Regions from separate parts of the Homo sapiens genome. Here regions 1 and 2 are each linked to region 3. Evidence: read pairs that join two places in POLR2A ChIA-PET (ENCODE). Cell type or tissue: OCI-LY7. All regions are shown on one strand. Each heading gives the region's core, and the rest is flanking DNA. Links, peaks and the distances in the headings are about the cores only.

What was found. Peaks named below come from ENCODE experiments on the same cell type or tissue, not always from the same donor. Only the 100,000 strongest peaks of a DNase experiment are listed, where the experiment ranks them.
Region 1: POLR2A ChIA-PET joins it to region 3 with 7 read pairs; 2 of 35 experiments call an interaction of 5 or more read pairs at or near these places.
Region 2: POLR2A ChIA-PET joins it to region 3 with 6 read pairs; 2 of 35 experiments call an interaction of 5 or more read pairs at or near these places.

Annotation. Positions count from the first base shown.
Region 1 is chr2:40,150,171-40,157,927 of GRCh38, reverse strand. The region is part of intron 9 of SLC8A1 (solute carrier family 8 member A1); the gene reads left to right. The region is part of intron 3 of SLC8A1-AS1 (SLC8A1 antisense RNA 1); the gene reads right to left. Among named protein-coding and RNA genes, the nearest start is that of SLC8A1-AS1, 240 kb to the right of the region's middle. In OCI-LY7, for the core only: no CTCF peak of the experiment used is centred there; no DNase peak of the experiment used is centred there.
Region 2 is chr2:40,257,092-40,264,848 of GRCh38, reverse strand. The region is part of intron 2 of SLC8A1 (solute carrier family 8 member A1); the gene reads left to right. Among named protein-coding and RNA genes, the nearest start is that of SLC8A1, 190 kb to the left of the region's middle. In OCI-LY7, for the core only: a CTCF peak has its summit at 4,978; no DNase peak of the experiment used is centred there.
Region 3 is chr2:40,359,735-40,367,491 of GRCh38, reverse strand. The region is part of intron 2 of SLC8A1 (solute carrier family 8 member A1); the gene reads left to right. Among named protein-coding and RNA genes, the nearest start is that of SLC8A1, 88 kb to the left of the region's middle. In OCI-LY7, for the core only: no CTCF peak of the experiment used is centred there; DNase peaks (open chromatin) are centred at 3,151 and 3,771; H3K4me3 peaks cover 3,093 bases; H3K27ac peaks cover 3,380 bases.

The DNA of each region.
Region 1 (7,757 bases), core at 930-5,929, 210 kb after region 3:
CCTGTGACCATAATGATTCTGCCAACCCAGTTCTTTTAATTCCATATTTGAAGAGTTAAAGGATTTATGAGAATCCAGAGATTAGGAAGCGATTAAGCAGTTACATCCTGGCAGTTCTCCTTCTGTTTCTTCCTGGGTTGAACACTAGGAACAGTGGGTTCTGCAGTTCAATGGCTGTCAAAACTTGCAAGGCAAGTCCAGTACCACGAGGTGCTGTTAAAGTGTGCCAGCATATGCCCTTCTCCATGAAGCCAGCATTCCCTGTCCAGTTTGAGTTTTTCCCAAATCTCTCTCCTTCTACCAGGGCAGAATGGTGAGTCGACTCTAAAAAATCGTGTGCCAGCTGAGGTATCAAGGGAAACAAGTGTGTCAGAGAAGAGGGCAAACATTAGCTGGATAAAGGGAACCAGGATGCCAGTGCCAGTTCCACAACCACCATATTGTTCTTCACAACAGCTTTGGGCAGAGGTGAGGCAAAGGAGAGAATGATTGCAAGGCTGGCTTTGGAGACAGGTGTGGGTTTGTGTCCCTGCCTTCCAAAACCTCCCTGGATGACTCCAGGAAGATTACTACACCTCAAGATCTCAGTTCGCTCACACCTCAGAATCTCAGTTTGCTCATATGTAAAGTAGAGATAACTGCTTTATTCATAGAGCTGCCATAAGAATTAATTTAAACCGTATGCATTTTCACAAAGGCCATCTGTACATGGAAACGCCAAAGTTGGTTGTTTGGGAGGCAATTCTATTATAGAACCTATAATAAAATATGATCAAATTTTGTGCAAATGCAGTTAATTCAATTTAATTAATAAAATAGCTATGGGACTAAAAACACACTGGTTAACTTCTTTCTTTCATGGTATCATGCATACCATTTTATAAATAAGAACACTGAGGTTTGGAAAAACAATGTAACTACTTGCTCAAGAAGCAAAACTGTTAAGGGGCAGTACCAGGCAACAAATCAGCCCAACAGTCTCTCCAGCATGAAGGGTGCACTTGCTTGCTGTGCATGAGGCCTGAGTGAACACACATGTAGAACACACGTATACACAGGTACGCAGAGACATGCATGCATTGTGCGAACACAGACACACACATACAAATCAGGTATGCACGTACACAGAGGCATACACACATACAAAGACAAAGATACACAAAACATGCATACATAGACATGCACATTATATAGTAGATATTTGTTTGGATATTGGAGCCGCAGCTTGAAATAGAAATGTTTTTTTTTTTTCCTTAATATTTGTTAGGTCTCCTTATAGTCCAGTGCACAAGTTCCTTGGGGAGGATGCCAGTCAATTCCCTGAAGAACAAAGGGAAGAATTTGTTTTCCTAGGTGCACCCATAGGCTTATCCTGCCTAGTAATTTGTGACATTCTTTGAAGTCAACACACTCCTCCCTCTTTCTTTTACCTAATGTTAAATATCCAGCATTAAAGAGTTTCCTGAAATTGTTTTACTTTTGACATATCCATTTGCATATCAGACATAGTATGTATTGGCATCTTTATAACGAAAGAATACTCAAAAGTGACTCAAAAAAAAAAAAACTCCAGCAGTTTTGGTTCTGTCTCTTACCAACTGTATAATCTTGGCAAAGAATTTAACACTTCTGATTTTTGGTTTCATCATCAGGAAAAGGAGAGAGTTGGACTAGGCTAGCTCTAAGATACCATCCAATACTGAAACATGGGAGCTCTGTCGATGGCCATTATAGTCCTACAGTAGCCCTGATGGGGATTTTGCTTCATGGCCCGTTGGATTTTGACAATGGAAAAGCATATCTTGCCCATCCTCTGGCTTGCCTAAACTAAATATTCAGCACAATAGCAGCATACACTTCACTTCTGTTCTTCTAGAAGGAAGGGGATTAGAGGAGAGTTGAAGTTTAGCCTCAAAGAAAGCCAAGTGAGATGATGATTCAGAAGTGCCTATCTTCCTGTTACATAATTGGATCTCGGGAATGCCAGTGGAATCTTCTACAGTACAAGGGAAGACATTCTACATGAGGCCCAGCTGGTGCATGCTGCTGACCTGTCCACACTCACTACATTTCACAGCAAATTAAAGTGACCCAGTTCCAGCTAAATAAATAAGTAGAGGGCATGTCACCTTAGCCCACCAGTCCAATATGGATACTAGTTCAGTTTAAAGGACGCTTCTGTCATCAGTCCATCCATGCATGCTTTGTGGATTAATATCCTCAATTATTTAATATAAAATACTGTCAACTCAGTGGTCCCCTGGACAATAATTCACTTGACTATCAGCCTGAAGGCTAATCTACTCTAAAAGTCTTAATAAAAATGGTACCTCAAATGAGTTTCAAGGGATTGCCGTGAAATCTGGTCTAAGCAGGAGACTTTTCAGCATCTCGTCTGTTATTGAACATCATTACTATGGGGAAATTGTCATTACTTAATCCTTGTGGTAGCCTTAGGTCATCTGAAAATCCAATTTAAGCAGTTAAAAATTCTGCTAGGGCCAGGCACGGTGGCTCATGCCTGTAATCCCAGCACTTTGGGAGGCCGAGGCAGGTGGATCACGAGGTCAGGAGATGGAGACCATCCTGGCTAACACGGTGAAACCACCTCTCTACTTAAAATACAAAAAATTAGCCAGGCGTGGTGGCGGGTGCCTGTAGTCCCAGCTACTAGGAAGGCTGAGGCAGGAGAATGGCGTGAACCCGGGAGGCAGAGCTTGCAGTGAGCAGAGATCTTACCACTGCACTCCAGCCTGGGTGACAGAGCGAGACTCCATCTCAAAAAATAATAATAATAATAATAATTCTGCTGTGTCAGATTTGACATAGCCTCAGTGTGTCTAGAAGACAACCAAAAAAAGGAGGAGGGTGTTACCAATGGGATTTCTCATTTTGCCCTTTTTCTTATGTGATATCAACATTCATAATTTTCCTTTGTCTAAAATCATATGTTGACTGAGGTTCATGAAGAAGGATGCTAGTCTCATGAGCAAAAGTAGGTAGAACTGTCCTAAGAAAGTTTCTCACTTGAGCCAAGGAGTTCAAAACCAGCCTATGCAACATAGTGAAACCCCATCTCTACAAAAAAATAAAAAATTAGCCGGGTGTGATAGTGCATGCCTGTAGTCTCAGCTACTCAGGAGGCTGAGGCAGTAGGATCACCTGAGCCCAGGAGTTCAAGGCTGCAGTGAGCTGTGATTGCACCACTAGACTGCCTAGGCTACAGAGTAAGACCCTAACTCCAAAAACAAAAAAGAAAACTTTGTCAAAGACATATGAGTGTGAAATTGTGGCCCACTTTGGCTGGGCGCAGTGGCTCACACCTGTAATCCCAATACTTTGGGAGTCTGAGGCAGGCGGATCATGAGGTCAGAAGATCGAGACCATCCTGGCTAACACGGTGAAACCCCATCTCTACTAAAAATACAAAAAAAAAAAAAAAAGAAAAGAAAAAAAATTAGCCGGGCATGGTGGCAGGTGCCTGTAATCCCAGCTACTCGGGAAGCTGAGGCGGGAGAATGCCATGAACCCGGGAGGCAGAGCTTGCAGTGAGCCGAGATCTCAACACTGCACTCCAGCCTGGGTGACAGAGCAAGACTCCGTCTCAAAAAAAAAAAAAAAAAAAAAAGAATAAATAAAAATAAATTAAAAATTGTGGCCCACTTTTTGTTTAATGTTACCATTTGGCTTCTATGACATGGCTGGTACTTTGTAGGCATTATTTCTGTTCTTCACCTATATTCTGAGCTATGTCATTTTTCCCAAAGTTAACAACTATGGATCCTGAGGCCCAGAGTGGTTACGTAACTTGTGTAGGGTCACACAACTAGCAAGTGATTAGCTGGAATATGAAACCCCATCATCGTGAGTCTAATTCCAGTAGGCTTTCAGCTCAATCCTAGGTGTTCCTCCTACAACTTTAGTTTAGGTTTCAAGTGCTCACATTTCAGATGAGTTAATTCAGGACAAAAGGGATGAAGTTAACAAGTCTTTTAATCTCAGTTACACATGGGGAAGGTAAGGGTTTGGAAATGAGTGTGCAAGCCTGGGACAGAAGTGCAGAAGGACCAGGAAGAATAGAATCAGTCCTAGAAAGTAGGCAGGATCAGTTACTGGATTTCCTAGAAAGTCCAGACTAAATCCCATCATAAGGAATGTTTTTGTGGTGTAGGAATTGTATTTATATCTGGAGCTAGAAATTGTGTCAGGTCTTATGAAACAAAATGGAATCAATGCCCAGCCTTTTCTCCAAGCTCCTGCTCTTTCTCTGTGATATTATTAGTTATCTAGGTAGGTAGGTTGTTTCAGGCTTGGAATCACTGGCATGCTTGAAAAAGGTAGGAACAAAGGTCAAATAGTAGTTATTTGAAACCAACAGGAGATATGAGCAACACTGCTGCCATCCAACTTAGCTCTTATTCCTTGTTTCAGTGTAGAGTTAAAAGATTCCCATTCTCTGTGATACAGAGTACATATAACATGGATGACAAATAAAGTGTTTAAATTCTTTATTTGTTGGAATCTTTGGCTTCTCTAGATACTTGAGTTCAATGAATTCTGGTGCAGCCACCAATTAGTTATGGGGCTCTGGACAAGACCTCTAACCTCCCCTGTGAGTTAATAGCATTAGAAGAGATGACCTTGTGAGTTGTCTTTAGGACATGGAAATACTAAAGGGTCTCTTAAAGACCCTTCATTCTCATAAATAAAATGCCAACTTGCTTTCCGTGTAACTGCTATTTGAAATTTAGAGTTCTAAATTATCACACAAATTACTACTAATTTTACTTCACAGGTATCTTTAAATTATCCAATCCATCCTTGTAAGTGATATTTTTTTAAAATGTAAGCTAGTTCATTACATTTAGGACATTTTCTCGGTTTGAAATGTACTGACAAAATTGAATTTGGAAATTTGAAATCTCAGTTATAGTCTCTCTTCTATTTTTTTAAAAAAGATGGGGTCTCCTCCATTGCCCAGGCTGGACTGCAGTGGCACATCATAGTGGCATGTCATAGCTCACTGTACCCTTGAACTCCTGGGCTCAAGTGATCCTCCAGTGTCACCCTCCTGAGTAGCTGGGACTACAGGCAGGCACCACCATGCCTGGCTTCTGTGTAATTATTACACATCCAGGTCTTGCTGAGTGTCCCACCCAAGCTGCCACCCTGCTTTTCTTGGTAGACCCATCTTATTCAAAACTGCAGAGGAGGTCAGGTGCAGTGGCTCACACTTGTAATCCCAGCACTTTGGGAGGCTGAGGCTGGTGGATCACTTGAGGCCAGGAGTTTGAGACCAGCCTGGTCTACACGGCGAAACTCTGTCTCTACTAAAAATACAAAAAAAAAAAAAAAATTAGCTAGGCGTAGTGGTGCACACCTGAAATCCCAGCCGCTAGGGAGGCTGAAGCACAAGAATCACTTGAACCTGGAAGGCAGAGGCTGCAGTGAGCCGAAATCATGCCACTGCACTCCAGCCTGGGCAACGGAGCAAGACTGTGTCTCAAAACAAAAAACTGCAGAGGTAGTATCCAAACTACAAGTCTCACGCCTGTTCTTCTGCCTCACATTAACTCTATTTATCTGTTGTTTTACTATGTTGGAGGTTTTTCTAACCTGTATTCATTGCACATAAACAACTATATATTGGAAGGTTGTTTGCTGCACCAGAATTTATGTAAGAGAGTGATACAAAAGATTCAAGTACCTTTCAAGAAATACATACTTTCTGTGCATGTCATGCCCCCAATAAAGAATTTCCTTTTTATTAATAAAAAGAAAGAAATTTAGGACTCTAACTTTAATCAAGATGCAATACCTACCTTAGAATACATGTTAAAGTGTGTAATTACACTGACTTCACAATATGTCACTTAAGACATTTGGTGCTTAAAATACACTGTTTAATGGTCACATTAAGTGAATTCAATAGCCATTCATCCTTGATGAGAATTGGATATCACAAAGTAAATCTTAAAGTTCTTATCAGAGCCTCTTTTAAAACTGCCCTCATTGGAGTTTAACTTATCTGTAATTTTAATTTTTATCTTTAATGTATGACATTTGAAAACTAGTACTTTATCTTTTATAAAACCTCACAATGCCACTCACTAAACTTTAAAGAAAACATGATAAATTCCTAAAGAGAAGCTTTTTTCCCTAGAAAATTAATTTTTGTCACCTTGCAACTGGAAGATCATAACTATATAATTCAATGGTTTCTAAATTGCTTTGGCCATTGGAAAGCACAGTCTTTTTTTAATCTACGTGTTCAAAATTCAGTCAACTCAGGTGACTAAAAGCATCCTTTATTTCTGCTTCAGACATTTTTTGTCCTATTTTTGTCTTAAAATATCTTATGCTCTATTAATAGGAACAGATCTGCTCAAGTCCTCTTAGAAGTAGGAAGAATCTAAATAAAAAAAAACAACAACAACCGCAAATCTGCCCTGTTCATCGCTATTTCTCTAACACCTAAGACAGTGCTTGGCACTAAGACAGCGCTTGGCAATGCTAAGTCTTTGTTTTATAAAGAATGAATACATTTATTTGTGAATTAAAGTTTTCCAATCCGTATATAACTGGATTAAAAGACATCATCATACTGTGTCTGATCTAGAAAACAATCTATATAAATACATACACACACACACACACACGCACCATACACACGCCATGTTTCAAAAGGAGTTTGAGACATTTGTTTTCTCTATGTCAAACTTCATATCACTTGACATGGAGATGTGAACTTTCACATATTTGTACACATAAGATATATTTATCTGTGTATTTGCAAATTGGACATGCAAATATAAAATGACATTTTCTCTCAGTGTTCTTAAGTATTCTTAGTAAAATTTCACTGTTATGTAGCTGATAATGATGATCCTAAGAGGAAAAGCGGAGGACATGACTAAGAAGAAAGACAGAGTAAGTTCCAGATATAAACTATTTATGGGAGATATTCTAGGGACATACTAGTAGGTGAGCAAAGCAAATTTAGGATATCTGTCGATCTAAAAATGCAGCAGTAGCAGGAGAAAATGTTGAATCAGGTAGCTACAGTTTCCACTTCCAGAACAAGGCAGGCCAGAAACAAAGGTGGAAGTACGAGAGGGTGGGAGAAAAAAAGCAATTATTTTCTGGCCTCTGGATATGCTTTAGCTGATGTTTCTGAAAAGAATATTGGCTCATTGGTCTGTTCTTCTCTTAAATTGCGTATTATAAAATCTTGAGGAAAACACCGTATTGAAGGGCTCTAGAATGATTCAGCACTCTTATTTGTATGCCCGAAGTCGTGTCTCTAACGCAGTTTTGTCTGGGGTGGCAGCAGCTCTGCTCTGCAAACAATGTGCCATCACTGGGTCCAAGAGCTCTTTTGTTGGCATGGGCTGCTGCAATGTGAATACAGTTTTAGTTGTTGCTTGCAAATCAAGGTGTGAGGCATGAGGGGACTTTTCATCCCCAGTCGGGAGCCTTTGTATGCTGTTTTCAGTAGGGGAAACATTGCAGCCTAACCCAAAGAAGTGGAAGGAAGAGAAACCATAGCCACCCTCCACCACACACAAACACTCTCCATAGGCAGAGAGGAGCCACATAAAAGTGACTGGCAGCATTACTTCTTGCTGTTCACAGCCTGCTCTCTTGATAAAGACCTTGTCTTTCCAACTCCTGCAATGAAAAGCCACTCGCGTGAACCAACCTTGGCACATACATCCCACCGCATGCTTCTCCCTTGCCTTGCCTTTGCCTGGTCA
Region 2 (7,757 bases), core at 1,154-6,153, 100 kb after region 3:
TTATACTTTAAGTTTTAGGGTACATGTGCACAACGTGCAGGTTTGTTACATATGTATACATGTGCCATGTTGGTGTGCTGCACCCATTAACTCGTCATTTAACATTAGGTATATCTCCTAATGCTATCCCTCTCCCTCACCCCACCCCACAACAGTCCTCAGAGTGTGATGTTCCCCTTCCTGTGTCCGTGTGTTCTCATTGTTCAATTCCCACCTATGAGTGAGAACACGCGGTGTTTGGTTTTTTGTCCTTGTGATAGTTTGCTGAGAATGATGGTTTCCAGCTTCATCCGTGTCCCTACAAAGGACATGAACTCATCATTTTTTATGGCTGCATAGTATTCCATGGTGTATATGTGCCACATCTTCTTAATCCAGTCTATCATTGTTGGACATTTGGGTTGGTTCCAAGTCTTTGCTATTGTGAATAGTGCCGCAATAAACATACGTGTGCATGTGTCTTTATAGCAGCATGATTTATAATCCTTTGGGTATATACCCAGTAACGGGATGGCTGGGTCAAATGGTATTTCTAGTTCTAGATCCCTGAGGAATGGCCACACTGACTTCCACAATGGTTGAACTAGTTTACAGTCCCACCAACAGTGTAAAAGTGTTCCTATTTCTCCACATCCTCTCCAGCACCTGTTGTTTCCTGACTTTTTAATGATTGCCATTCTAACTGGTGTGAGATGGTATCTCATTGTGGTTTTGATTTGCATTTCTCTGATGGCCAGTGATGATGAGCATTTTTTCATGTGTCTTCTGGCTGCATAAATGTCTTCTTGCAAGAAGTGTCTGTTGATGTCCTTCACCTACTTTTTGATGGGGTTGTTTGTTTTTTTCTTGTAAATTTGTTTGAGTTCATTGTAGATTCTGGATATTAGCCCTTTGTCAGATGAGTAGGTTGTGAAAATTTTCTGCCATTCTGTAGGTTGCCTGTTCACTCTGATGGTAGTTTCTTTTGCTGTGCACAAGCTCTTTAGTTTAATTAGATCCCATTTGTCAATTTTGGCTTTTGTTATCATTGCTTTTTGTGTTTTAGACATGAAGTCCTTGCCCATGCCTATGTCCTGAATGGTATTGCCTAGGTTTTCTCCTAGGGTTTTTATGGTTTTAGGTCTTTAATCCATCTTGAATTAATTTTTGTATAAGGTGTCAGGAAGGGATCCAGTTTCAGCTTTCTACATATGGCTAGCCAGTTTTCCATAAATGGCTAGCACCATTTATGAAACAGGGAGTCCTTTCCCCTTTTCTTGTTTTTGTCAGGTTTGTCAAAGATCAGATGGTTGTAGATCTGTGGCATTATTTCTGAGGGCTCTGTTCTGTTCCATTGGTCTATATCTCTGTTTTGGTACCAGTACCATGCTGTTTTGGTTGCTGTAGCCTTGTAGCATAGTTTGAAGTCATGTAGCGTGATGCCTCCAGCTTTGTTCTTTTGGCTTGGGGTTGACTTGGCAATGTGGGCTCTTTTTTGGTTCCATATGAACTTTAAAGTAGTTTTTTCCAATTGAATTACAGCTAGCACTGTGTTGCTATTATATGTTATGTATCATGCTAAAAATGCACTGCATTATTTTTGTATTCACAACAACTCTACAAGTTGGCCATTATTATTGCCATTCTGCAGGTGAAGCTGAGGCTTGGAAAGGTTAAGTGACTTCCTCTTGAATCAACCAGCAAATGGTGGAGCATGGCTTCAGTCATCCTCATCAGCTGACTGCTCAGCCCATGCTTTTCACTCTGCTCTGTAGGTTTTTCAAAATGTAAGTCATTCGCTGAAGGACTGTTTACATGATGAAACCATTTTAGAGTTGGCATAGCCATGTCATGAAGTTATTTCAATGCTAAAATATTTTACCTTCTTAGGAATTACGGGAGGGCCATTTGCTAAGGACATTGTTACTGTACTGATTCTTGGGTACCTCTGTGGCCACTTCATCCTATGTTCCCACATTTCTCCCTAAACTTAGTAAGTGTTTGAAAGAGGTGGGAGGAGAGCTAAATATGATCCAAATTTTAGCAACTCTCTCATATAATATCTGTATCATTTGTTTAGGGCAAGCTGGCCTAGAATTGCTATTTTGGACTCCGTGCCCACCAGTTCCAACCATATATGCATTACTCGAGCAAAATCTCCATGAACAACCTGTCTGTCACATTCTATCATGAATCAAGAACAGTTCCTAGTGCAATTAGGGACTCAAGAAATGTTTCTTGAATGAATAAATGCATACCCTTATGTTTTATTTTTATAAAAATACAGAGTTAGTGTTTCTATATCATGGCTTCAAGATGGTTTACAAACCAATAGATCAAATATACTAGAAATGTTAGAATTTCGCTCATTTGTTGTTTAAGTTAGATATTGCTGGATTTTCCAGTGGATCAAAGACTATATTTACCAGCTGATCTTATTCAGTCCACCACTGGGTTTAGTTATGATAAAGCCTCATAAAAATCTATACCAACCTCTCACCTGGAGAAGAATGGAAAGCATTGGTTTAAAGAGACAAACTACTTACTCATTGTTTCTTGCAGTAAACCAAAAGCTATCATAAATATTGGCAATATAATAGTGAAGAGAGGGCCGGGTGCGGTGGCTCATGCCTGTAATCCCAGCACTTTGGGAGGCTGAGGTGGGCGGATCACAAGGTCAGGAGATCGAGACCATCCTGGCCAACATGGTGAAACCCCGTCTCTACTAAAAACACAAAAATTAGCTGGGCGTGATGGCGCGTGCCTGTAGTCCCAGCTACTAAGGAGGCTGAGACAGGAGAATTGCTTGAACCCAGGAGGCAGTGGCTGCAGTGAGCCAAGATCACACCACTGCACTCCGGCCTGGCCACAGAGTGAGATTCTGTCTCAAAAAAAAAAAAAAAGTGAAAAGACACATTTCATGTCTTCAAGGAGCTTACAATTGTGGAGCAAATATTACACAGGTACTACACAAAGGAAGACAAAATAGTAAATTTTGATAAGAATAGTAGAAAAGTAATCTTGTCTTACCCAAAATCCTTCCCATCATCATTTTCTCTTTCTCTTAAAAAGACATGCGAAGGAAAATGTTCACACTTACTGAAAAGCACAGTGCAACGACTGTGGCACTTACGCAGTACCCACTCGCACATTTTTCTCTTTAAATAATTCATTCACACCTGTATGCAAATAAAGGCATAGTATTTTGTCATACAGAGTAGCATGGGCTCTTTCTCCACTGAATGGCTGACATAGAGCTACCTCATTTTTAGGATCTACCAGACCTCCCATCTGAAACTAACATTGCCTAAATCTCTGAAAGAAGGAACTCAAATCAGCCAAGAAAGACCTTGGGATTGAAGTCACCCAAAACAGCCTAAAATTTTCATCACATATTGTTTGAGATTTTCAACCTCAGTAGAACTCCAGCAAAATCCCAATCGAGCAGTTTCTAATAAATTCTGTTAGATTGGTGCCCCTGCTTGGTACAAAAGAGAAACCCTTTTAGCCAAGATGGAAAAATAACCAAGAAAGAGAATCTGAAAAGAGCTGAAAAATGATTGCCTCTGCAAGCACAAGCTGTTAGTGTGTGTGCAGAATACTGATGGCCTGGGCTTCCCCAGTTTCTTATGGAAGAGACTCCACAGGGACTTGTGGGTAATTGATCTCCACACATCCAGCAAGCACGCCCCAGACTGGCCTTCCAGTTGGTGTGATAGAATGACCTGCCTTTCTACTACAGAAGATTCTCATAGTCAGGATTTTTCACAACACAGCAAGTGCCATTTTGACCTGGCTCCATTGCTTCCATCATGCATTTAACATATTTAGATTGTAAAGAAAAACTGTAGGAGTCCTTCTGTCTCTCTCCCTTCCTGTTCTTCACTAAACTGTATTCCTAGCTATGGCTACATTGAGTAATTCCATCCCTTTTAATTTGTGGATGGAAATAAGATGAAAAGTTCTTGAAGGAAACTTAGAATTCTACAAAGTTTGCCACACACTCTTAGGTCGGACTATGAGGAAGGGAAAATTGCATGCCTCACTTTCTTCAGATATGTAAAATAAGCCACCTTGTTTTAGAGATTTTAGTTACACGTAGGAAGTCTAAATTAAAAAAAAAAAAAACCACATACACATTTTCTTATCTTTGAAAGGAAAGGTCAATAATTCAGCAGACTATATCACAACTAGAGTTGAAAGACACCTCTTTTTCTTTCTCATTTCCTCTTTTTCTTTACTGGAAGCTTGAATTCCTATTACCTCTCCTCCAGTGACTGTGGGTATAACTGACATTAATTTAAATGTCTTTGAACTTATTTAGTCATCAGCTTTGGCAAGAAGGAAGACTTATAAAACAAAGTTCACTTATTTTAGACGTTACTGTTAAAGTTTTGTTTCTGATCAGCCTAAGTCAATCAGAGTAGGTTGGAAGCCTATGGGAAAAAAAGGTATTAAAAGTCGATTTGGTGAGGTTGGTAAAGAAGCTGTTATTTATATTCCAAGTTGAGACCACAGACCTATCTTCTATGGGCTAAGGACCTCTGTAGCTGATCTGGATTTTCAGTGAGCTCTGAACAGCCCTTCCCTGGTTCCCTTTTGTGGTTTGTCCTTGAGGAATAGCTTGACAGAGTTAAATGAACAGGTTGTGAAGATAATTCACATTTGTCTATTATAAGGAATGAAAGAGAGAGAAAAAAGGAGGGGAGGGTGTTGGGAGAGAGAATCAAGCCTGTGTTCACTTTCTTGGACTAAGGAAATGAGTCATTGTTGATATGTAAATGTGTTTGTTAGGTTGCAATATATTTAAAGTGTTCAGGTATAAGTTGTTCACACTGTACTTGTAATCAGCCAATTGAGTTCACTATCAACTTTCTTAGGGATGAGACATAGAACACATACAATTTTGGTCAGAAAGATGGTTGAAAAATATCCTAAGTGCCATCTAGTGAGAGGTGCCTGTGCAGCGAGCAGTAAACATGGAAGCACTGAGGGTCTTATGCAGAAACTAATAGAAGATACATGGCCAAGAGAAAATTAAAGCTTATTTACTTGGTATACTAGCCCAAACTCTTTGCCAAAGTTTGAGTAAAAAGACTATTGTTTTAAAAAATCAAAATAAACCTAAGGAAAATAAAGATTTGCTATATTGGCAATAGTAAATCAACCTCCAAACCCTAAGAAAAGAGGCTTCTAAGAAAAGGTTCTCTTATGGGTATAAAGATTGAGATGGGGTTAGCAGGGCATGGTGGCACATGCTTGTAGTCCTAGCTGAGGCCAGAGGATTATTCGAGCCCAAGAGCTCAAGGTTGTGGTGAGCTTGGTTGCATCACTGTGCTCCAGCCTGGGCACAGAATGAGACCCTATTTTTAAAAATTAAAAAAGAAAAAAGATTGTGAAGAAAGTGAAGAAAGCAATGGGAAAGAGCTCTGGCAATGGGATAGAAAGAAATGGGATTAAAAGATATTACCTTTTCAAATAAGGCAATATCTAGAGGGTAGGACTTCTGTTAAGTGGATCTCTATGTTGGACAGGTGTGGAAGGAGCTGTTGAAAACAGTGAAGACTCAAATGTTTAGGTCTTTCAGCAGCCAAGTATTTGTAATGGAAGGCTTCTATTATCTCCATCCTTGGAAGTGGTCCAGCTCAGAACATCAGCTAGGAATATCACAGACAGAATTTCTCTCATTACTTGAAAAGATTGATTCTATTACCTCTAGGGTCCATTTCAACTCTGAGCCATCCAGAAATCTACGTTGGAGACTGCCTATGGACTTTCTCCAAAGTACTAATAGTAACACCTCACACCCTCACACCTGTCTCACTGGCTCAGCATCTCTGAGGTCTCTTTATGTCTCACAATTTATAGTAATTAATCTATAGAACTGTGCTAAACTCTAAAGAAACTGGATGAGAAAAGTATTTCCTTTTTTTTTTTTTATTTTCTTTCTGGTTCAATTACAACCATTGGGGGATATCATCAGGAAGATTGGGTTTTTTGTTGTTTTTTGTTTGTTTTTTGTTTTTTTGAGATGGAGTCTCACTCTGTTGCCCAGGCTGGTGTGCAGTGGCGCAATGTTGCCTCACTGCAACCTCTGCCTCCAGGGTTCAAGTGATTCTCCTGCGTCATCCTTTCATGTAGCTAGGGTTACAGGTGCCTGCCGCCACACCTGGCTAATTTTTGTATTTTTAGTAGAGACGGGGGTTTCACCATGTTGGCCAGGCTGGTCTCAAACTCCTGGCTTCAAGTGATCCACTGTCTTCAGCCTCCCAAAATGCTGGGATTGCAGGTGTGAGCCACCAGTGCCCGGCCAGTAAAGACTGAGTTTATACCAACAAGATCAAAGCCCTTACACTTTAGCCAAGTCCAGAACCCCAAGCAGGGTTTTGGGTGGAGAGGGAGGAAGAAATGACAGGTAGGAGCCTTGGTGCAGGAGATCATATTTCAAGCTTTAGGACCAATCTGAGAAGGAAATACGAATGTCAGTTACTTTCTTTCATTTTGACGTCTGAAGGTAAGTGGCTTCCCACACGTTGGGAAGTACTTTGTTCTTGCTCTTGGCATGCCAGCACTCACAGTGGCTAGAACCCATCCCAGAGACATGCTCACTTAATGAAGGAACAAATTGCTGAGCACTACATCCGACCTTGGAGATGTCAGTCTGTAGGCAGTCAGGGAAGCCAAGGGTTGTAATTTGAACAAAATGTCACTGTTTAGAGATTTTTCTTTATGTGCTTTTTCTGTGATGATAAATTACAGGCCTGTGCAGGGGATAATAACACAAAATGTTTGACAGCTTTTCTTACAATTGTTTGGCATTCTGTTTGCTTAATTATTGTCAGCATCACCCACGCTGGTATATTGTTGAAGGGAACTGTAGTGCCTGTCAGAGCAGGCACCCGCCATTCTCCTTTCCTCCTCACTCTACTCCTGTCGTTGTGATTACAGTTTAGGCATTATCTATCTTTGCTGCGGGAAATGCTTTATTAATCTTGCAGTCCTGTGTCCATGTGGAGATGTGGTTCTGCCATCCAACCAGATAGGAAGACAGAGCAGAAAAAGTTACTGGAGAATTTCATGAAGGTCAAATTTAGAAAAAGGACAATTTGGTTCAGTTAGGTGCTTTGCACACTGAGGAACATGCAGAGAAATCACTTGCTTTATGGGTTTGGATTGGGAAATTATCTATTTATGTAATCACACTGCTTTGAAAGGGAAGGGAATTAATTGCTTTAATTAACTCCAGTAAAGACTAGATTGTCACAGGGGGAGTGTTGATAAAATGTGCTTTGAGTGATCTGATACGCTCTTGGATATAGTGGCTGGAAATAATAGCTATCTCTGTAATCAGTCATTTTCCTTTCTCTGGGACCTCACTGATGATGTTCCTTCCATAAACTAGGCTGCCTAGAGGGTCAAAAAAAGGAAAGGTCAAAAAAAAAAAAGGTGGTAAACAGCTAATTTCCATAATCGTCATTGATTTTTTCAGGAGTTTCATTATCATGTCTTCGGTTTCCTCTGATTTGGGACCATCTAATTTTCCACCAGTAGCTGATTGCAAGTGAATGGGACATGGGAAGTATGCTTGCGTGTTAGGAAGGCACTAGAGTACGACAGTGAGCTAAGATCTTTTTATTTATTTATTTTTTATCTTTACTTTTTTCCAATGAGCTAAGATCTGAAAATGATTTTCATCATGCATTTAGCTAAAGCCCAATTAAAAAGATTGTAGTAGACCGTATATTTAGATTCAGGCTGAGAATTATGATAAGATGTAA
Region 3 (7,757 bases), core at 1,581-6,580:
ATACTTATTATAAAAGAGCAGAGGAGGAACAAATATAGGTAACTCAGTCGGGGAAAAAAGGGATGTGTGTAGCGATACCATGGATGCAGAGGGTGCAGCAAAGATCAGCGAAGTGTTAGAATATTATAGCACAATGGATGTAAAGGTGTCAGTCAGTCAGTGTCAGGGAATTCCAGGTTGACTAGGGAACACAGGCAGAAGAAGATTCTGAACTATAGACTCAGTATTTGATGTCTAGGAGACAAATGGAAGCAGAGACTAGGAGGCAGAACAAGGATGCCATCTGCCTGATTAAGCAAGAGTTAGTATGAATCCTTTGCAAAGTGACAGCTTGTCTTTGGGGATCAGCACACTGGCAGGTTGGGGGCTGGCCTCTCTAGGAAGATCTTATGACTCTTTGGTTTTTATGAAAAATCCCTATGAAATCACCCAGAACCTCAGTAATTCATTTTTTTGACAACCACACCCTCAAAACTTTAAAAATCAGATGCTGAAGGTTAATCTCAGGTGGAATTTTAAGATGCTTGCTTTTAATATACCGAACCTAAAACTAAAGATGAAATCCTGTTCAGAGGATGTTGGATTGATTCAACTTGTTAGTTGCTGCCATGGGATTGCTGCCACATTCTCTTTTTTAAATTTCTTGGCGATGGCAAAATATCCATAAAATGTAAAGTATATTTTCATCAACATTTTCAAATGGCATTTGTGAAAAAAAAAAGCATAAGAATACTCAGAAATAACATTGTAGGGAGATCATATCTCTGTATGGAACAGAGATAGTAAAGAAGGTACTGGAGTTAAAGGGCCAGAAAAAGACCAAATTTTTGATCTGTGTTTTCCTCCAAACCATCTAAATGACCTTGAGCGAGTTATATAATCCTCTTTAAGCCTGTTGCCTCCTCTATAAAATGAGGATAATTGCATCTACAGAACAGCCTATTTGTGAGGATAAAGTTAGAGAACAAACATGGTAATTAGCATTTATTTCACACCTTATAATTTATAAAGCATTTCTGACATATTATTCCATTTGTTCCTCACGATAGCCTTGTCAGGCAGCTGTCATTATTGTGGGTTTTATATTCTTATTTTTCTGGTGAAGTAACTTCTTCCAAGATCACACATTGGCAAAACTGAGATTCATTTAACATATACCACAATAACACTTATTTTGTGACTACCATGTGTCAGCACTATTTTAGCAAGCACTAGCAACTGTAACATAATAAAACTTAATAATGTTAAAAAGTTAACATTGTTGAGTGCATACTATATGTTGTTCTAAGTACTCATGTGTATTAGCCCATTTGACAGTGCCCTTATGAGGTGGGTGCTCTTATTATCCCCATTTTACAAATAGAGAATGTAGAGATAAAGGAAGCATATTCATCACCAGTTTTCAGGTAGCTCATAATGTACAGAAGAAGAATGAAGTCCTAGTTCTCTGGATCCAAATTTTTTTATTCTTAATCTTAAAAATGATTTTTTTTTTTCAGACAGGGTCTTATTTTGTCACACAGGTTAGAGTGCAGTGGTGCCATTATAGCTCATTGAAGCTTTGAACTCCTGGGCTTAATCAGTCCTGCCTCAGCCTCCCTAGTGGCTGGGACTACAGGCATGCACCATCATGCATATATATATTTAATTTTTTGTAGAGGTGAGATCTTACCGTATTGCCCAGTTTGGTCTTGAACTCCTGGCCTCAAGCAATCCTCCTACTTCAGTTTCCCAAAGTGCTTAGATTATAGGTGCTCGCTACTGCACCTGGCCAAATAAGCAAGTTTTAGACTGACAAGTTAAATGCAAATGAATGACATGTTTGTGTGTGTAAATGTAGGTATAGACAGGTCATCAACCAAACAGAAAACCTGACCCATGACTTCTGCACAAGAAGCAATATTTCTGAAGAAAGCTTCCAAATGGGATTCAGAGCCCCTCACCTTGCCCCCAACCGTAGTGATTCTTGAGCAGTGCTGTTACTTCTAAGAGTACAGAAGGTATAGATTGTTAGGTGAAAAGTGAAATGGGCAGTTAATTATTTCTCTGTTATATATGAATACCAAATATTCGGATAATTGTAAACACATAAATCACTGATTTTATTTTCTACAGGTTATTTAGATGTTTGGATGTGTAAAGATATAGCCCTGAAGCAAATGCACAATAAATTAAGTATAAAAATATGATATGTCAATGTATAGCTGATAGAAGGACCACCAAATTCTATGGTAGAAAGTCTGAATTCTTGTCCCGCTTTCATTTTTTTTTTTGGTTTAGTCATATGTAAAATGTGGGTATAATATCTTTCCTGCCTACCCTGTGGTTTTCAGAGGTTCAAATAAGGTAAAGCATTTATATACACTCTAAAAATGGTAAAGTACCATAAATAACTCATGGAGAACATGGCCAGTGTGGGCCAGTCCCAGAGAGGCATCAGGGTTGAAAGAATACATGCCATGCAATACAATAATACCATAAAATAACTCAGTTCTTTACTTGATTTCTTGATTAGAGAGACATGTGCCCCAGCAACAAATCTTAAAATCCCTCTTTTTGTCTTCCATCTGTTACCTGCACACACTCCAAAGCTGTTCCCTGTCATTTCTCAAGAAAAAAAATTAAAAGAAAAAAAAATTGCAGCACTTTCACTTTCTTATCCTCATCACTGTATTATTTTCTCCTAACTTTCTGTTTAAAAATAATTCAAGAACTGGGCTGACAAGTAAGGGCTTTCCAGGAGGGCAGGCTTCTCTTTAATGAGCAGAGGGAAAGAAAGGCTGAAAATGGAGTTAAATTTTTTCTCATTAAATATTAGTAAATGGATGGATATAGTAGTACTAACAGCTGGTACGTTTCTCATCTGCCGAACAAAAGGAATCTGTTTATCTGAGGGTGGAAAAATAAAATTGAAAGTATTTTGTGAAGACATGTGAACAGAGCAAAATAATTGCCTGGGGAGAGAACAACAACAAAAAAAAAGGATTCAATTTTATTAGATTGTAAAGTTTTCATAGAAATCTTCTAATTGTTTTTTTTTTGTTTTACTTGCCATACTTTCCAGCTTACTGTACTTACATTTTTAATGAATCAATAAAGTGTATTACCCTAAACATACACACACACACAAACACACACACAAACTCGTAGTGATTGCACAATTCCAGTGAGTTTGAAATGTTTGAAACTTGATGGCTTAAGAGCTATTTTTCTTCTAAATTGTTTTGTTTCTCTATATTCCCATCAGTTAATTCATATACTGAGCATTGAGAAAATAATATCAGCTGATATGTTTTTATATGTTTTGTTTTAATTATCTGATACTTCTTTAAAAATATCTGAAAAGTGTGCTATACTAAGAGCAAATACTTATCAGGCAGTTGCACATTTTTACTATCCTATTGAAAGAAAATAAAAGCTTTTTAATTAAAAATTGGCTATAGTGATATGAGTACAGAGGTAACATGGTGAAAAAACATCCAGGGTTATTCTGATTAGCCCTTTTTTTAGACTACTTACATTGTGCTTTCATTTTTTTCTCCCCGAAGTCAGAGGCACACATGTAAATGCCACTAAATAAATAAATAAATAAACCTCCCTTGGAAAAACGTCTTGCGTAAACTCAACAAGCAAATAATGTGACTGTTCAGAGTCAATCAGCCTTAAAGAAATGAATGTTATAACTCAGGGCCCAAATACAATGCTGTATTTGCGTCAGTAGGCACAGTCCTCATAACAACTGGTTATTAATCATCCAAGCGAGGCGATGTCATTATTACCTGCCACAAAGGGGCAAATTTAAAGGAAGTCTTTTGCTCTGATGGGCTTATTTGCATGCATATTTTAAGAAACATATTGTCTGTGGTATAAATAAATAACTACTGAACAACTGACATAATGGTAAGGCACGGTTTTTTGAGTTACTGCTTCAGGGTAGCTTGGGATTTAATAATAATGATAGCTTTTGTTTTTAATCATTTACCATGTGCCAGTTTATTTCTCATTGATCATCTCTAATCTTCACAAGTGCTCCACAAGTGAGTTTGGAGGTCTGTTTTGTAGCTTTCTTGCATTTACAGCACATAGTTTAGTAGTGACACAAAATAACTGTTTAAGTAAATGTTAGTGCTATCATCATCATCATCATCATCATCCCTGCAGTGGTTCTTTTAGAAACCACTTCAGAAAAAGGGAGAGGAGGCACTTTTTATTATCAGTTGTTTCTTAGTCTTTTGTCAATGAGCTTTAACTTTAAATTAAAAAAATAAAGCATGTTGAATGAATCTTATCTCTGAGCTTAACTTATATGGTGAAAAATGATTATAAGACTCATCTAATACCAACCTTCAGTAGTAAAACCTTTTTCATTCCTCTAGATCAGATGTACAAATTTGATACAAAAGAGTTGTAAGCTGTAGTCCTGAATGAAAGCAGTACCTTCTAGGGGTGGTGGGGAAATGATTATGGATATTTATGGGGACATGTTATGGTCATACTAGGGACTGAGGAGGAACAGAAAGGACATTTAGTCAGAACTAAGGGGCTAGATAAACTGTATTGCATGGGGTAGTCTCAAATAACAAAAAATTTCTTTGAGTTCTAGGTCACTCTGAGCATTCCCAAGAAATCCACAGAAGTACAAGTTCAGTTTATAATTATGAGAACACAGAATTTAACTTGTACAAAAAGATGTAGTTTTTACAATGTTTTAATTTGTACTAAATGTTTGAGGGATGCAACTATGATGTAAATTGAGGAAAGATTATACTTTATTTGGTTTATAAACTTACCAAAATTTATTCCCAATTTTGGAATATTATACCCACCCAAGGCAACAACATTTTGTGATATTTGAGTCACCAAGACAACACCTCTGTATTGATTTGCAACTGTAATTGTCACATGAAGATATATCATTTTTATTAACATAGTGTATTATTAATGATTAAATGGTAAGTGGTGTAGCATTTTAAAATATTTTGAATTTGCTACCCTATATATTAAAAAATAGTAGCACAATGATGCATTCTTTCTTCCTTTCTTTATTTTGGTAGTTGGTAATTTGTCTTGCAAGTGTTATTCCTACTTTAAATTGAGATTATTTACCTGTATACCTTTTTAAGTACAAATAAATCTGGGCTGTCATTATTTATGCTAACACTGGTTTTGTGTCCCTGGAATCTATCTATCTAAGTTTTTTTTTCTTTTTTTCTTTTTCCATTTTCCAGTACCTATTAGACAGAATGGCTTTCAATTTTTTCTCTTACTTCCAAACTTAGTCATTATAAGAAGATGTAGGCCAGGCGCAGTGGCTCATTACTGTAATCCCAGCACTATGGGAGGCTGAGGCAAGTGGATTACTTGAGTCCAGGAGTTCGAGACCAGCCTGGCCAACATGGTGAAACCCCATCTCTACTAAAAATACAGAGATTAGCAGGGCATGGTGGTGCATGCCTGTAATCCCAGCTACTCAGGAGGTTGAGTCAGGAGAATCACTTGAACCCGGAGGCAGAGGTTGCAGGCAGATTGTGCCACTGCACTCCTGCCTGGGAAACAGAGCAAGACTCTGTCTCCAAAAAAAAAAAAAAAAAAAAAAAAAAAAAAGGAAAGAAAAGATATAAACATCTGACTATCTAGCATAATTATTATTGAAAAATTATGCATTTCAGTGCATAATATTCTCTTGTAAATGAATTTATTTCTCATTTATATTAGAATTTGGGCAGAGGCAATCCTTCCTACCCGATACGTGTGGCCACTTACCATATAGGGCATTTGGTCTACCTCCGTGTGTTCCCAGTGACTGCAGATGACATCATTCAGTAGAGAAGCATCGTGCTGCTCTTAGTTTATAGGCAGTGAGGTACCCTACAGATTAGACCACCTCATAATGAGTTCTTGATTGCACTTCAGATTGTCTTGATGGGGCACCAGATGAGGTCCCTTTGTATGAAATGGCCAGATACTGAACATGTTCTCAAGTGTTTACAGTAATATTAAGACTATTCCAAAACAAAAAAAAAAAAAGGCTCCTTCAGGAGCTCTACTAATGTGCATAACAATTTTAAAGTATTGGAAGAAGTGAAGTGTTCATATATAGACCCACATGTGCCCAACTGATCTTCCAAATCATAGCAATAAGCCCTCTTACATATCACAATTGAAAACTTGTAAGTAATTTGACACTTGAAGTAACCGGCACACATCAAATGCCTGGATGTCTGGTTGTAACCATCCTGTTCATTATGTGAACTCCTAGCAAGCACTGATTGCCTAGTGTGCTTAGAGAGTATCTTAGCCATTAAACTCCATTCATGAACAAGGGTCTCTTGAATTCACTGTTAACACCCGAATGCCATGGTTTCTGCTGTTGGGAAATCTTCAACTTACTAAGTCCCTTTCTTCACCTCTTTTCTCTACTCTATCTGATGTCACCATAGACAAATGATAGCTTCCTGCTAGTGGACATTTAAAGACTCAGGGTAAGTTTGCTCTTTTCATGGAATGAGATCCACACGAGATCTACAGGCTCTTTTTGTGCTCATTTTATTCTGACTCTCCAAATGTCTGACTCACAATTTATCCTTGAATGATTTTCTAGATTTACAAGGAGGTGCCCTGATAAACCACAACACTGTGTGGCCCCAGCAGAGGGTGCTGGACCAATGGCAAGAGGGCAGACCTTGCCCTAATGCTAGAGAGATCTTTGTAAGAACTAGAGTCTCATGGAGTAGTGGGCTCTGTCTCATAGGGGTTGAGAGTGTGATGCAGATTCTAAAATTAGGTTCCTTGGGTTTGTTGCCTTTACAGCTATGTGACCTTGGGCAAGTGACTCAACCTCTGTATGCCTCAGCTCTGTGTACCTCAGTTTCCCAGTGTCTAAAGTGAGAGAAATCATAGTATCTATCCTGTAGGGTTGCTGAGAATGAGGCATAAATAATACAAGCAAAGTGCTTAGAACAGGCTGGCACACAGTACATTCTCAGGAAGTGTTAACTGTTCTTGTTATTCAATAAGGTAGAGGATAACCACCTGTCACAGATAAAGGGCTCTTATATAAATACCTGTTAGCCTAACCACATATAAATATATAAACTATGCCTAATTCTATTTTTAAAAAGCTTTAACTTAAATGTACTTGCTATCCAATATATTAAAAAAACAAATGGTAGCATGATGATCCCAAATTTAGATAAGCAAGGTTGGCACTTGGCTCTACCTCTTGGGAGCTGTTTTAACCTTTATTTACGGAGTGCCTAGCATATGCTGGACAGTGTGCTGGGCATTAGGAATAGAGTGGAGGGGCAAAATAAAAATGGTTTCTGTCTTCGTGGAACTTCAATCAATTTTGAGCCTCATTTTACTTACCTCTAAAATGGGGATAGTAACATGACCTTGTAAGGTTTTTGGGATGATTAAATAAATTAAACACTTAAAACTTCTGGCACATGCCAGTGGGCACTAAAGAAACATTCTCTTTCTTTTCCATTTCAAGAGCAGCCCTACCACAGACTCTTGCACAGCCGTTACTCATTATGTATCTGTTTTTTTTTTTTTTTTAAGTTAAACTCTGGGTAAAAGATATTTAAAACCAGAATGCATATTTTTGATGAGATGTTGATTTTTAATGAAGCCTACCTGAAAAGCTGCAGCAGCAATATTTTATCCTATGTAAAGCACACACTTGCTTCTTACTTTGTACCCCTACTGCAATGAATCCATGCCTCTATTATAGGACTTAAATTGTATATTTCCAT